2 separate regions of the Homo sapiens genome follow, and region 1 is linked to region 2. Evidence: chromatin contacts called from ENCODE Hi-C data. All regions are on one chromosome and are shown on one strand. Each heading gives the region's core, a stretch centred on a gene start or an enhancer-like site at or near the end of the contact. The rest is flanking DNA. Distances are from core to core; before and after follow the strand shown. Region 1 has its middle 53 kb from the start of CDON. Region 2 holds the start of PUS3 (pseudouridine synthase 3).

Region 1 (6,027 bases), core at 3,410-5,909, 210 kb before region 2:
ATCCCTGAGTTACTTCTCTTAGAATAATGATCTCCAGCTCCATCCAAGTTGATGCAAAGGCCCTTATTTTGTTCCGTTTTATGGCTGAGTAGTAGTCCATGGTGTATATATACTACATTTTCTTTTTTCTTTTTTTTTTTTCGAGACGGAGTTTTGCTCTTGTTGCCCAGGCTGGAGTGCAATGGCATGACCTCAGCTCGCTGCAAACTCCGCCTCCCGGGTTCAAGAGATTCTCTTGCCTCAGCCTCCCAAGTAGCTGGGATTACAGGCGTGTGCCACCACGACCAGCTAATTTTGTATTTTTAGTACAGATGGGGTTTCACCATGTTGGACAGGCTGGTCTTGAACTCCCGACCTCAGGTGATCGGCCCACGTCGGCCTCCCAAAGAGCTGGGATTACAGGCATGAGCCACTGTGCCTGGTCTACCACATTTGCTTAATTTGCTTGTTGGTTGACGGGCATTTAAAAGGCTCCTCTTTTTTTAGAGGTAGGATCTCACTATGTTGCCCAGGCTGGTCTCAAACTCCTGAGCTCAAGCAATCTGCCCACCTTGGCCTCCCAAAGTGCTGGGATCACAGACATGAACCACTGTGCCCAGTCCCCAGCTCCATATTTTTGCAATTGCGAATTCTTTCTGTGCTTTCTTCTTAGCCTCCGTTAGTTTCTCACTATGACAAAGTTACGGTGCAAGTAAAAGAAATATGCTCTTGCCTGACAGGATGAATATTCTGCATTTAGCTTGTATTGCTATTTTATTGAATAATTATTGTACCTGACTACAATTATTATATTAACAGTACTCTCTTGACTGACAAGATGAATTTTTTCATTCAACTTTTATTGCTATTTTAATGAACAATTATTGTACCTGACTACAATTATTATAGTAACAATATGCAGTCATTGAATAAGGCTTGGGCTTTGGAAATATACAAAGTACAGATTAATCTGAACAGTGAAACTTTTAAATGATAATGCCTCAATTTTGTAGGTCGTTTTTATTATAATGCACTTTCTCACATATTCTGCTTCAACTCCGTAAATATGTTTTTTCCAGCTTTAACAAAGGGTGGGATTTTAAATCATGCCATCTCTGTCAGTCACTGTTGAAGGCAAGGGTGCTAGTGCTGGCGTCTTTATATATGCCATCTTATTAATCTTTACAGCAATCATGAAAGAGGGGAATTTCCCCCACTTTATAGAGAGAAGAAATGAGGTAAATTGCCCAGTCCTCCACAGCTAATAAGAGAAAAGCTGAGATCTGAAACCAGATCTGCCCGAAGCTCAAGCTTTGATGCCTCTGCTGTGCCACTCTGCCGGATGCCAGGCCTGTCTTGGTCTGTAGCTGTCTCTCAAGGCAGGAATGGATGCTACCACCACCCCTGCCTCGGTGCGCCTGCATTTTCTTACGTATTAAACACAAATTCCTGGGGGTAACTTCCAGTCTCTTTGGCCTAAGTGATTTTTCCTGTATTGTTCCCCTAGATTTAATACAGGCCTCCAGGTAACTGACATTTTCATCTGACTTCTTGTTAGGGATACCTGGCACTTACTGCAGGGCTGGCAGTCTCAAGACGCCACCCTTCCCAAGGAGAGGGCAAGGATACCTCCTGGGAAGCTCCCAGGGAAGGGTAAAGGCCAGCAGGACCTTGCTGAGAAGGTCCTTCCAGGACTAAGCGGGAGGCTTTACTGCCCAATTGTCATCTCTGAATCTGCCATCTGGGTGGTGTTTTCCCCCTTAAACTATCCCGGCCCCGAAGGGACACAACTGTGAAAAGAATCCAGAGGATGGGGGGAGGGGGGGCCTCTGTGGGGAAGTGGAAAGGATTTGGGGCCCGAGTTCTGATCTGTGAGGCTCTGTGAGGCCTATCCTTGGGGTTCGGGTCACCCCCTGCTTGCGGGAGGTTTTGCTGGTTGAGCCGGTGACTGGATCATGTCGAAGGTTTTTTTACTTCTGTAATGTTCCAAGTGTCTAGAGTCTCATTCCGGTGGTCCCCTCAGGATGAGTGGCTCCTAACAGAGCACCCCCCACCCCCCCCGGGACTGGTGGGCTGCCTGAGGAAGCTCCAAGCCTGGGTCCAGGTCTCTGTGCACCTGAGGCCCCAGCTCATCCCCACACCCAGGCAAAGGGTGACAGTCTCAGGCACTACTCTGATGTAGCCTGTTTGAGGCTGGGGCCCAGTGGGAGCCGCACGTGGGACAGGGAGCAGTCCCCGGTTCCAGGAAAGAGCACGAGCAAGTGTGTCTGAGTGTGTGTAAGCGTGTGGTGTTTATTTATTCTAGGAGCGGTTGCTAAGTCAGACGTGTTTGCCAGCAGAGGGCTGCCTGAGTGCTGTGTTTGTTTACTCAGCACAGTGCAGGGAAGGGTGATCGGACAGACAAGTGCAGGCTACAGCCGTTTGGTGGGGGGCACATAGCGTGAGATGAGAATTGGTCTTGGGGGCCGTCTGGCGTGGTCCCATTCTATGGGTGCTGCTGGCTGTTGAGAGCTGCCTTCCGGGACACAGGCCCTGCCTTCTTTGATGTGCCAGCGGCTCTCTCACTGACCCTCCTCCCAAGCAGGGTGGAGCTGCTCATTACCCCACAGGGCAGTGGGCCCTCCTTCCCTTCATGGGGCTGGGGGAGGGTTCCTGGCTACGGGGTCTCGGGGGTCCCTGAGAGAAAGTGGATAAAATGTGGGCAGTGGTATGAGGAGGAGACAGTGGGTTCTCAGTCCCATTCCTACCCTGTCCAAGAGCTTGTCCACCCTTAGTTAGGCTTGGCCTTTCCAACGGGCGATCACATCTTACCAAGACTGAAGTCCACTGCCTCCTAGTCTCCTGTCCTCAGTCTTCCAGGTTATAGATTGGTTATATATTCCCTATCTTCAGGAGAGAGTGAGAGACAGAGAGAGAGAGAGAGAGAGAGAGGAGGAAGGCAAAACAGAGACCCTCCTGACTCCCTGTCCACCCTCAGCCACAGGCCAGAGGTAGGGACTGGCTGAATTTCAGGGTCAGGACTTCCCAGCTGGGTGGCCCCAGAGGCCTCTGCCTCCCTCTTCCTGCCCTAAGGCCCCAGCACCACGTCTGTAAGTCTCTGAGAGAGCCCTGGCTCCCCCGACACAGGCTGGCTGGCAGCCAGGGGTGGTGTTCTGGCTCCTGTACCAGCCAGATGGGGTGGCAGGAAGGCCCTGTTAATCCCCAGGGAGAAAGCTCCTTGGCAAACAGAAAAAAAGTGGCTGCCGGCACTATGTCCCTACCCTGGGACCATGAAACACCATACCCCGAAGTCTTTGGGGCAGATTTTGTGCCTCTGTATTCTGCCCACACCTTCCACGGCGCTTGGGCTGGAGTCCCAGCTGGGGCTATGGAGTAGGGAAGGGAGACCGGGTTCCCCCTTCTCAGGTTAAGGCTTTTCTGTAATGGACAGTTTGCCTCTGCTTCTCTCAAACACCCTAGGGAATTGTGAAGACAGGGTGCAGGCAGGCACTAGGCCCTCCTCTGGGCTCCAGCCATCTAGAGCTCTTATTTGCTCTGAACTTTCCTGATAGTGTTTGGAGAAGCAACTGGGATTGTCTGGGTCCTCCTTCTACCCCATCACTCCACCACCCACCTCTGCCCCCATCATCCCCCACCCCCACCACACACACCCAGACTTCTGCCACTGAAGCTGCCTCTTCTGCTGGTGTGGCAAATAAGTGTGGAGAGAGTGAAACCAGATACAGAGAAGGCAGCCAGCTGGGGAGGTGGTGGGTGGTGTTCTGCCGACCAGGCCTCCTGCTGTCCTCCCCCGGAGCCAGGATGGTGGAGGTCCTGGGCCCAGCCTCGGTCTGCCTTTTCCCCTGCATGCCCAGCTGGTGTGCCACCTGTGAGGGGCTGACAGCTCCTTGCTCCTCCAGTGGTCTTGTCTTGGTCCTGGGTTTGGGGAACAGGATTCCCTGAGCCAGTCCCTCCCTACACTTGGCAGTTACTGGGGAAGCTGAGCACCAAGGCTTGAGCCATTTCTTGCTTTCCCTACCTGTCTCTGTCTCACCTCCATCCACATTCCTTGCAACATGGTACCAAAGTAAGGCTTTGAACTTGGGATGAGTGGGGTGAATTTCACTCTTCCCAACAGCAAAAATGGAAGCTAATCTGGTTTCATCTCAGTTTGTAAGATCCCTAGATTCCCAAGGGAGCTGGGAAACCTCACTTGGGTCTAAAAGGTCATTTAAGGGCCGCTTCCAGACCTGGCTCATGCTCCCGATTGGTGGTGGGGGGTGGAGGGGTGCTGGCTGGGATTGTGGTCACTGAAGAGGGTCAGGAGCAAGGGTCATTGGGTAGAACGGCTCCCTTTGTCCCACTAGGCCACGAATTGGTTCTGGCATTCCCAAGGGGAATGCTCCAAGCCAAGTAAGGGCCACTGTGTCCAGGTGGACCATTCCCAAACCCATTTCTATCATGGATCATTTTCCAGAAACTTTCCAACATGGGAAATCACAACTGAAGCTGGTTGTTTAGATCGGAAAATCTGGGTGTAGTGTCATTAGAAAAACCAGAGTCTCCTCACATGAACCTTTGCCTGCAACCTCTCCCTGGCCTGCCTGCTGCTCTCTGCCTGAGTCACAACAGCATTCAACAGCTTGGACACAGAGCTTTACAATGTGCCAAGTGCTCCCACGTGCCCTGTGGCATTTACTCCGCCTAGCAGCCTGGAGAGATAAGTTAGTGTTAGCTCCACCCAGCAGAGGATGGAAGCCCTGGGAAGTCACCGGCCTCACTGAGGTTGTACAGGCAGTAGGTGGCAGGACTTGAAATCTCGCGTCCTTTCCACGGAATCTTTTCTGCCAGCAACCCAGAGAGTGCAGGGGGAATCCAAACAGTCTGGTGGGCACCAACTGTCTTGGCTGGCTTCCAGCTGGGCCTTTAGTGGTGACTTTGGCACGCCCGCCCCCCCCAACCCTCTGTCAATCTTTAGGAGCTGGGGGAATAGGGGGTGCTTTCTAGGAGGCTCTGCTCTCTTCTGAGATGTCCCCCTTACTTCCTTCCATTCTCTCAGGTGTGGGAGTCACTTTTCTGTGTGAATACCAGGCCAAACTTGTCCTTTTCTTCCTTTTCTCAGAGTCACCTGCCCCAAAGCGCCCCTGTTCCTCCCTCCCTTCTCTGCCTCTTCCCCCGGGATACCTTGCCCTTGCTTCGGGAGTGGAGGCAGTGTTGCCCCAGCAGAGGCACCGGCACTGCCAGGGTGTCCAGCTTTGCACACGGCCTCAGGCGCCCTCACGTTAGCTTTGGCTTCTTGATGGATCTTGAACTCCCTTGGGATGCTTTGTGGGCTCCTGAAGGACCTCCCAGGATGTCCCCTCTGTCCTCAGACCTGCTATGTGACCTCAAACAGGAATTCAGACTCTTCTTGGCCTTCGCGTTCCAGAGCAGAAGGATATGGGTGCCCAAATCCAGACTCGGAGAGGCAGGAGTGAGGTGAGAGGCACAAAATACACCTTTTTTTTCCTGAGCAAAAATCTGCCTCAGGTCCACTCGTTTCCCAAGGGCAGCCGTGCCTTTCACCCGACAACCCGAGGACCCGCAGCCCCAGCCTCTCGGGGAAGGTGAATGTGCAAAAGCCAAGTTTATCCTGAGTAATGCAACGAATACACTGGAGGGGGTGGGGCCGCGGAAGGTTTTATCCAGAACACATGTTATTGCCACTATTCTAGTTATCTTGGATATTTCCTGCATGTTTGTCACCATGGCAACTGACAGCATGAAGCCTGTTTGCTGGGCCCTGGGGTCTGGCGCGGCAGCCATGTGGTGTCAATTTGGCCCTCTCTGCTTCCCCCAGCTCCTGTCTCTCTGTCATGCTGCTTTTGGTCTCCGCCTCTGTCTCCCCGCCGCCTGTCTCTGGGCTTCTCTGTTTTCTTCTTCCAGGAAATAGCTGCCCCTGCATCCCTCGGTGACATAGGTATAGACAGTGTCCAGCTACTGCCACCCTAAGCCTCCCCTTAGTCCACACAGACAGTCTGTGACTAAGGGTGTTCCAGAATGGATGGGAAACTTGTGTGGCAGGGGATA
Region 2 (6,081 bases), core at 3,505-6,004:
CTTAAGTCAAACCTTCTGTTGAACAAAGCAAAAATGGAAAAACTCATCGCATAAAAAGAATATATCTGCTTGCCAAGAGAGTTATATTTTCTGCCTAAGCAGAAAACTAAGTGACATTTACTGTTTTGTTCCTTTTCACGAACGATATTGACATTTTTAACAGTAATTTTCAGAGAAGACAAATTTTTATTTAGGTGATTCTTATATTAGTTCTTTCTAGGAGTAGAAGACACAATATTACTCCATCCTTCTGAGGCAATATTTTAAAATGCAGCTTTCCTGAGGGTCTTAAGAAAAATGCCAGAATGAGGATAAATCAAGTGGACTACAACACTTCAACTTTTTTTTTTTTGAGACGGAGTCTTGCTCTGTCGCCCAGGCTGGAGTGCAGTGGCGCGACCTCAGCTCACTGCAAGCTCCACCTCCCGGGTTCACGCCATTCTCCTGCCTCAGCCTCCCGAGTAGCTAGGACTACAGGCGCCCGCCACCACACCTGGCTAATTTTTTGTATTTTTAGTAGAGACGGGGTTTCACTGTGTTAGCCAGGATGGTCTCGATCTCCTGACCTCGTGATCCGCCCCCCTTGGCCTCCCAAAGTGCTGGGATTACAGGCGTGAGCCACCGCGCCCGGCCAACACTTCAACTTTTAATGACATGCACATTTGTGTGTGCTTAATTGGTAGAGGACTGGTAGCCCATCTTAAATCATGGGTAGGCTTCTTCTACCATTTAGAAAATGTCTGGGAACTAGGATTTTGGATTTTTACCCTTTACATAAGTAGGTTTCAGTGCTTTTCTCGTTCTGTAAAAATACATTTTTTAGCGTCAAATGATAAATCCCTAGGGAATGCAAACCCATTTGGGAAAGTTATTCAGTTTAATATCATTTGAAACAAAATATAATCAGGAAAGTAAAAGTTTGTGACTTATCTATAGTGGGTGAAGGAGGATGTCTGGGTCATCAGAATCTGGGTTCTGATATGGAGAGGGGCAATCTGGCTGTGCCTAGCTTAGCTATCTATCCCCCTGAGCACTGCAGGATGAAAATATCTTACTATCAAAAATGTTCTCAATTTGCCAGGCAACTTGAGTATCCTAATGTTCTTCTTTAGAATATCCTTTTTTTTTTTTTTTTTGAGACGGAGTCTCACTCTGTCACCCAGGCTTGGAGTGCAATGGTGTCTCGGCTCACTGCAACCTCTGCCTCCTGGGTTCAGGCGATTCTCCTACCTCAGCCTCCCGAATAGCTGGGATTACAGGTGCGCGCCACCATGCCCGGCTACTTTTTGTATTTTTAGTGGAGAGGGGGTTTTCCCATGTCGGCCAGGCTGGTCTCAAGCTCCTGACCCTCGGGCGATCTGCCCTCCTCAGCTCCCAAGTGTTGGGATTATAGGAATGAGCCACTGTGCCTGGCCTGAGCTATATTTTGATTGCATGGAAAATGTACAAATCTCACTTTAATACTGAATATTAAAAATTAACTGGGCGTGGTGGTGCATGCCTGTAGTCCCAGCTACTCGGGAGGCTGAGGCAGGAGAATCGCTTGAACCTGTAAGGTAGAGCAGTGAGCCGAGATCGTATCACTGCACTCCAGCCTGGGGGACAGAGTGAGACTCTGTCTCAAATAACAAAAAAAAATATTGAATATCAGAAAACAAAGAGGAGATCCTGATGGTTTTTACTATAAGCAGATGCGTTTGTTCTGTGGTTTTCAGCATTTTTCCCATATTAAAAGAGTAAAAATACTCACAGCCGCAGCTCTTCAAATGTCTTTACTGAGTAAAGTGGAGAGCTGGGATCCTTCTGTAAAACTTCCACACGGTGACTGGATTCTACTAAGGATTGATGGATTAACTTGTTTAAGAGTGAATTAGCTGCCAAATCCACTAGAAAAGCAAAAATAAAAAAGAGGACATCAAGCTTCCTGAATGACATCAAATAAGTTGCTCTTTCTCTTTCAGTGGTTGTATACCAAGCAATTGCACCTACGCTCATTTTTCCTCTAAAAGAGGGTTCCAGAAAGAATGATATAGCACTGAGGATTCGTTCTTTATGAGGATTCAGTTTCTTACGCTCTGTTACTTCACCATCCTCTAACTTCAAAGTAGCCTAAGTCCATCTCCATGAGACCAAATCCTTGACAGATGGAAGTTCTGAACCCAATCCCTGCATATTCCATTTCAACTTCCTTTAAATAAATACACCTTACTCCTAATTTAGTGTGTCTCCTGATAGTCACTATAAGAAAACAGAAGCAAAGACAGGCCTTTTCCAATTGAGATTATATTATTCACTCACACTATTAAAGTTATAAACGGAAACAGAATGCTAGTAGATACATGCAAATGAATTCATCTCCTACCTACATCTTCTTCATCATCTTCATTGATGTTATTAATAGAACCATCTGGAAAGGATGGAAGAGAAACAATACAAGTAAAGACAAATGCTGAGCACAAATGTAAAGCATGCTATTCAATTTTTTCTTCCTGACTCTTCAGTGTCTACTGGCAAGAAGAGTCATTTCATGGAGGAATGGACGAAACGATTGGGAAGGTAATGGAGAGTGCTGAATGTCACACTAATGAATCCGCGGTGTTTCACTTGGCAGGGACGTGATGAAAGCAAAACAATACTTTTTAATCATTGAGGTCGCTCTGCTTTGCCCTAACAGCACTCACCTATGTTTCGGACTGCAGTACTCTTAATACCCCAAAGGTTCTTCCGGGGTTGGCTGAGGTTTGAAAACTATTGAGAGACACAAATTTCAACCAATATTAGGATGCAAGCCCTCAAGCAGCCCAGTGCTTCCCTACCACAGGGGCTGGGAGGGATTCAGGGAAGGACACCCGGGTATTGCTTCCTTTGCAATATTAGGTAGCAGCAGATTCCTTTCAAGGTTGGGTTTCCTGTATGAGTTACCCTAAAATTGGAGATTTTCTGTATTCCCTGTACATGCAGTTTCTCTTTCCTAGGCCTCTAGTTTAGAGTTGGGCAGTACTTGGGGCTCACGGCACCAACAAGGGGAGGGTGGCTAGGAAAGTGCGCTGGCAAATGGATGGAAGCGAGGTGAGGCTTAATGGGCAAATGGGCAGAGTAGAAAACTCGGGGTCTAGCTGGGACTACCAGCTGCGTTCCCACCCTGGATTTCCAGGGGTCGTCATTTTTGCCCTTTCTAACCAAAGGTCTTGCCTCTCGTGGGGGTGGGGACGGGGTCTCCCTCTGTGGCCCTCTTCCAAACCCTTCCCGCATCTCCCCTCCAGCATCTGACGCCCCACTTCGAACGCTCGCGGGCTCTCCCTCCCCTCCCAGCCGATCTCCCTCTGCGAGTGGGAGCTCCACCCCCGCGGCTGTGGCCCCCCGGCTCGGTGGCGGTTACGTGGCTGTTCAGCCGCTCGCTCTCCGCCGCCCCTGCGTCGCCTCCCCACAGTAACGACGCCATGGCTGCGATTGCTGCTCCCGCCCCCAGCACGTGCTTCCACCACCGGCGCGAGGCGGTGCTGGCCCCATCCGCTGGCCAATGGGCTTCCTTAGGGGGCAGGCGTCCGCGTCCGCGCCCGCGACCACCGCGGTGCGGCGCGCAGGCGCTGGAAGGCTGGGTGGCGCGCGGAAGGGGCGGAGGGCAGAGAGCGGGGCGGGGGGCAGAGAGCGGGGCGGAGGGCAGAGAGCGGGGCGGAGGGCAGAGAGCGGGGCGAAAGGGCGCGGACCGGAGGGCAGAGGGGGCAGCTTCCGCAGAGTGGAGAGCGCCCCCCGCGCCGCCCCGCGGCCCGCCGCTCACACAGCCCTCCAGGCGGGAGCCCCCCGGACTCCCCGCCGCGCTTTACGCCCCGTGTCGGTTTCCCTGGAAATTTCCGCCTCCACATCACAAGATGTCAGAAAGGTTAGCGAATTGGTTAGCAAAGTGGAGACAAAATCTGATGAATTTGATATGACGAATGACCTCGAATGCCACAGTTGCGGAAAGGAAGCAGAACTGTTCAAGCTCTAACTGCTGTTCCTGCCCTAGATACCTGTGATGTTCCACATAGGCTTTTTAAAGCTTTTATTCTGAAATGTGGTCTCTTGTTAAAAACATTACCTTTCGGTATAACCTCTACGTCCTACATGCGTTTGCATAATCCGGTATAGATCCCTGGATCCCTGGTACTAATGATTTAATGACCGCTCAATTTGGACGAAAGAACCAAATTCCACCTCCCCCCCGCCCCCCAGTTTTCTAATTGTAATTTTGAGATTTTGATCAGCATTTCTGGAATTGGGGGCAAAAATACAAAAACCCACACGAAACTGCAGTCATGATCTCTCCGTGGTGCTGAAGCAACGCTCCCCGCTCTGTTCGGTCACTCTCAGGGCACCTAGTCGTTTGTTTTGAGATTATCATATTCATTTCAGCTTTTAATTTGAATTCTAATAGTAAATGTTTTTGTCTCTCAATGGTAACTTTCTTCTCATTTAACTAGGTATAAAATCGAGCCAAGATCTTCAATCTTTTAGTTTTCGTATAAGGATAGCAGAATTTGAAAAATTACCTTTTTTCTATTATTTTAGCGTAGCACTACAATTCCTCCTTTTATTGCTGTCCCGCCACAGGCCCAGATTCTGCCCTGTGGGCGGAGAAACGGTAGCTGGACTAGAAAACCTCAGGTAGATTCTAGCACCAAGCTCGGTTCTCAGAACTACATTTCCCACAAACTTGGACTACACCTCCCATGAGGGCTCGGGCGCCTGCGCAGAAGACGCACAGTGACAGCTTCCTTTCTCGGAAACGCGGCGCGGCCGGCTGCCGGAAAGTAAGTGTGGGATTTTTGGAGTGGGTTACTTTCTGGGTTCCACAGGGGAAGGGACAAATGGACACACTGCTGAACGGTTGTCTGTTGTCTTCTTTTTGCCCTCTTTCACATACTTTGGTCTTTTCAGGAAAGCATTGCCGTATGGAAATGAGACCTCGCTTAAGACCATGTATTTTTCTTTTGTGCCTGGTACTTTCTGGAGCTCTCGGTGGAAACTCGCCGCAGTAGGGTCGTCTTTAATTCCGTTGTGACGGGAGCTTCAGTGGTACTTGTACTGTGGAGTACAAAAGTGCTCTGCTGCCCCACTTAGAATTGGGTGCTCATAAAACAGTAGAAGTTGAGAACCCAGGAGTATGTGGGAGGCTGTGGCAGCAATTTTCAAATTATTTTGGGGATTGCCTTACATACAGACCACGATTGCTTTCTAGTGATCATAGTGCGTGTCTGCTAATCCTTTGGACAGTACTCCCTCTTCTTCCCTTTGGATTAATATAAAGTTTATCAAGAGGAATGCTATTTATGTGTTAACCCACTGGTTCCTGAGATTAGGACTTTTTTTTTTTTTTTTTTAAGACTGTCGCCCAGGCTGAGTGAAGTGGCGTGATCACTGCTCACTGCAGCCTCTACCTCCTGGGCTCAAGCGATCCTTCCACCTCAGCCTCCAACTAGCTGGGACTGCAGGCGTGCGCCATCTTGGCAGCCTAGTTTTTAATTTTTTAATTAACACACGGTCTCGCTGTGTTGCCCAGGTTGGTCTCGAACTCCTGACTTCGAGCGACCCCCCCTCCCCCCCGCCACCACCCCGTCTTGGCCTCTCAAAATGTTGGGATGACAGGCGTGAGCCACGGCGCCTGGCCCAATGTATGGAACATCTGGTGATGGCCGTTTTAGTTTGTAATTGGTGCTTAGGGGACACACGAATTCCCTCTCTGTGGTTACTTCGCAGCCCTGGCCAGGGTGTTACTTTAAACGTCTGCTTGGGAACTCCTGCACTTCACCCTGAATTAGGGTAAGGTGTGCTGGAAAAAGCACTGTAGTGTACCAAGTCCTGTTTTTGCCACAAATCTGCCTTATGACCAACTAGACTCACTCCCTGGCCTAGTTCTTTAGTTAGCACGGGAGTTGAACTTTGGAGACTTTGGTAATGTTGGACTTTGAGATCCAAATAATCACTGGAGTGTTTTGCATGTTAAAATCACCATGTAATTTTTGACCTCATAAAAAGTCGAGGTATAAATACAAATTACCTTTAATCCCACTACTCGTTAGGTTTTGATCTTTCCCTGTGTGT

Evidence for each region. Hi-C counts contacts between places; a loop is a spot of excess contacts on that map. Pooled maps may share reads with other maps.
Region 1: a loop to region 2 is called in a map of gastrocnemius medialis, with 3 times the contacts of the local background. The contact joins the enhancer-like site here to the promoter of PUS3 in region 2. A Hi-C loop is called at or near these places in 2 of 168 maps with a recorded cell type or tissue (ascending aorta and gastrocnemius medialis) and 6 of 50 pooled maps.

Annotation. Positions count from the first base shown.
Region 1 is chr11:126,112,388-126,118,414 of GRCh38, reverse strand. No RefSeq gene overlaps it. Among named protein-coding and RNA genes, the nearest start is that of CDON, 53 kb to the right of the region's middle. Within about 2 kb of position 4,659, at least 20 of the 41 ENCODE cell types and tissues checked have a DNase peak (open chromatin) inside an H3K27ac peak, as active enhancers do; they include ascending aorta and gastrocnemius medialis, where a contact is called at or near this core.
Region 2 is chr11:125,901,879-125,907,959 of GRCh38, reverse strand. It overlaps PUS3 (pseudouridine synthase 3), which reads left to right and starts at 4,754. Exons shown (of 4, transcript NM_031307.4): 1 at 4,754-4,790. It overlaps DDX25 (DEAD-box helicase 25), which reads right to left and starts at 3,452. Exons shown (of 12, transcript NM_013264.5): 1 at 3,380-3,452; 2 at 2,682-2,748; 3 at 2,363-2,407; 4 at 1,751-1,886. The coding sequence starts at 3,442.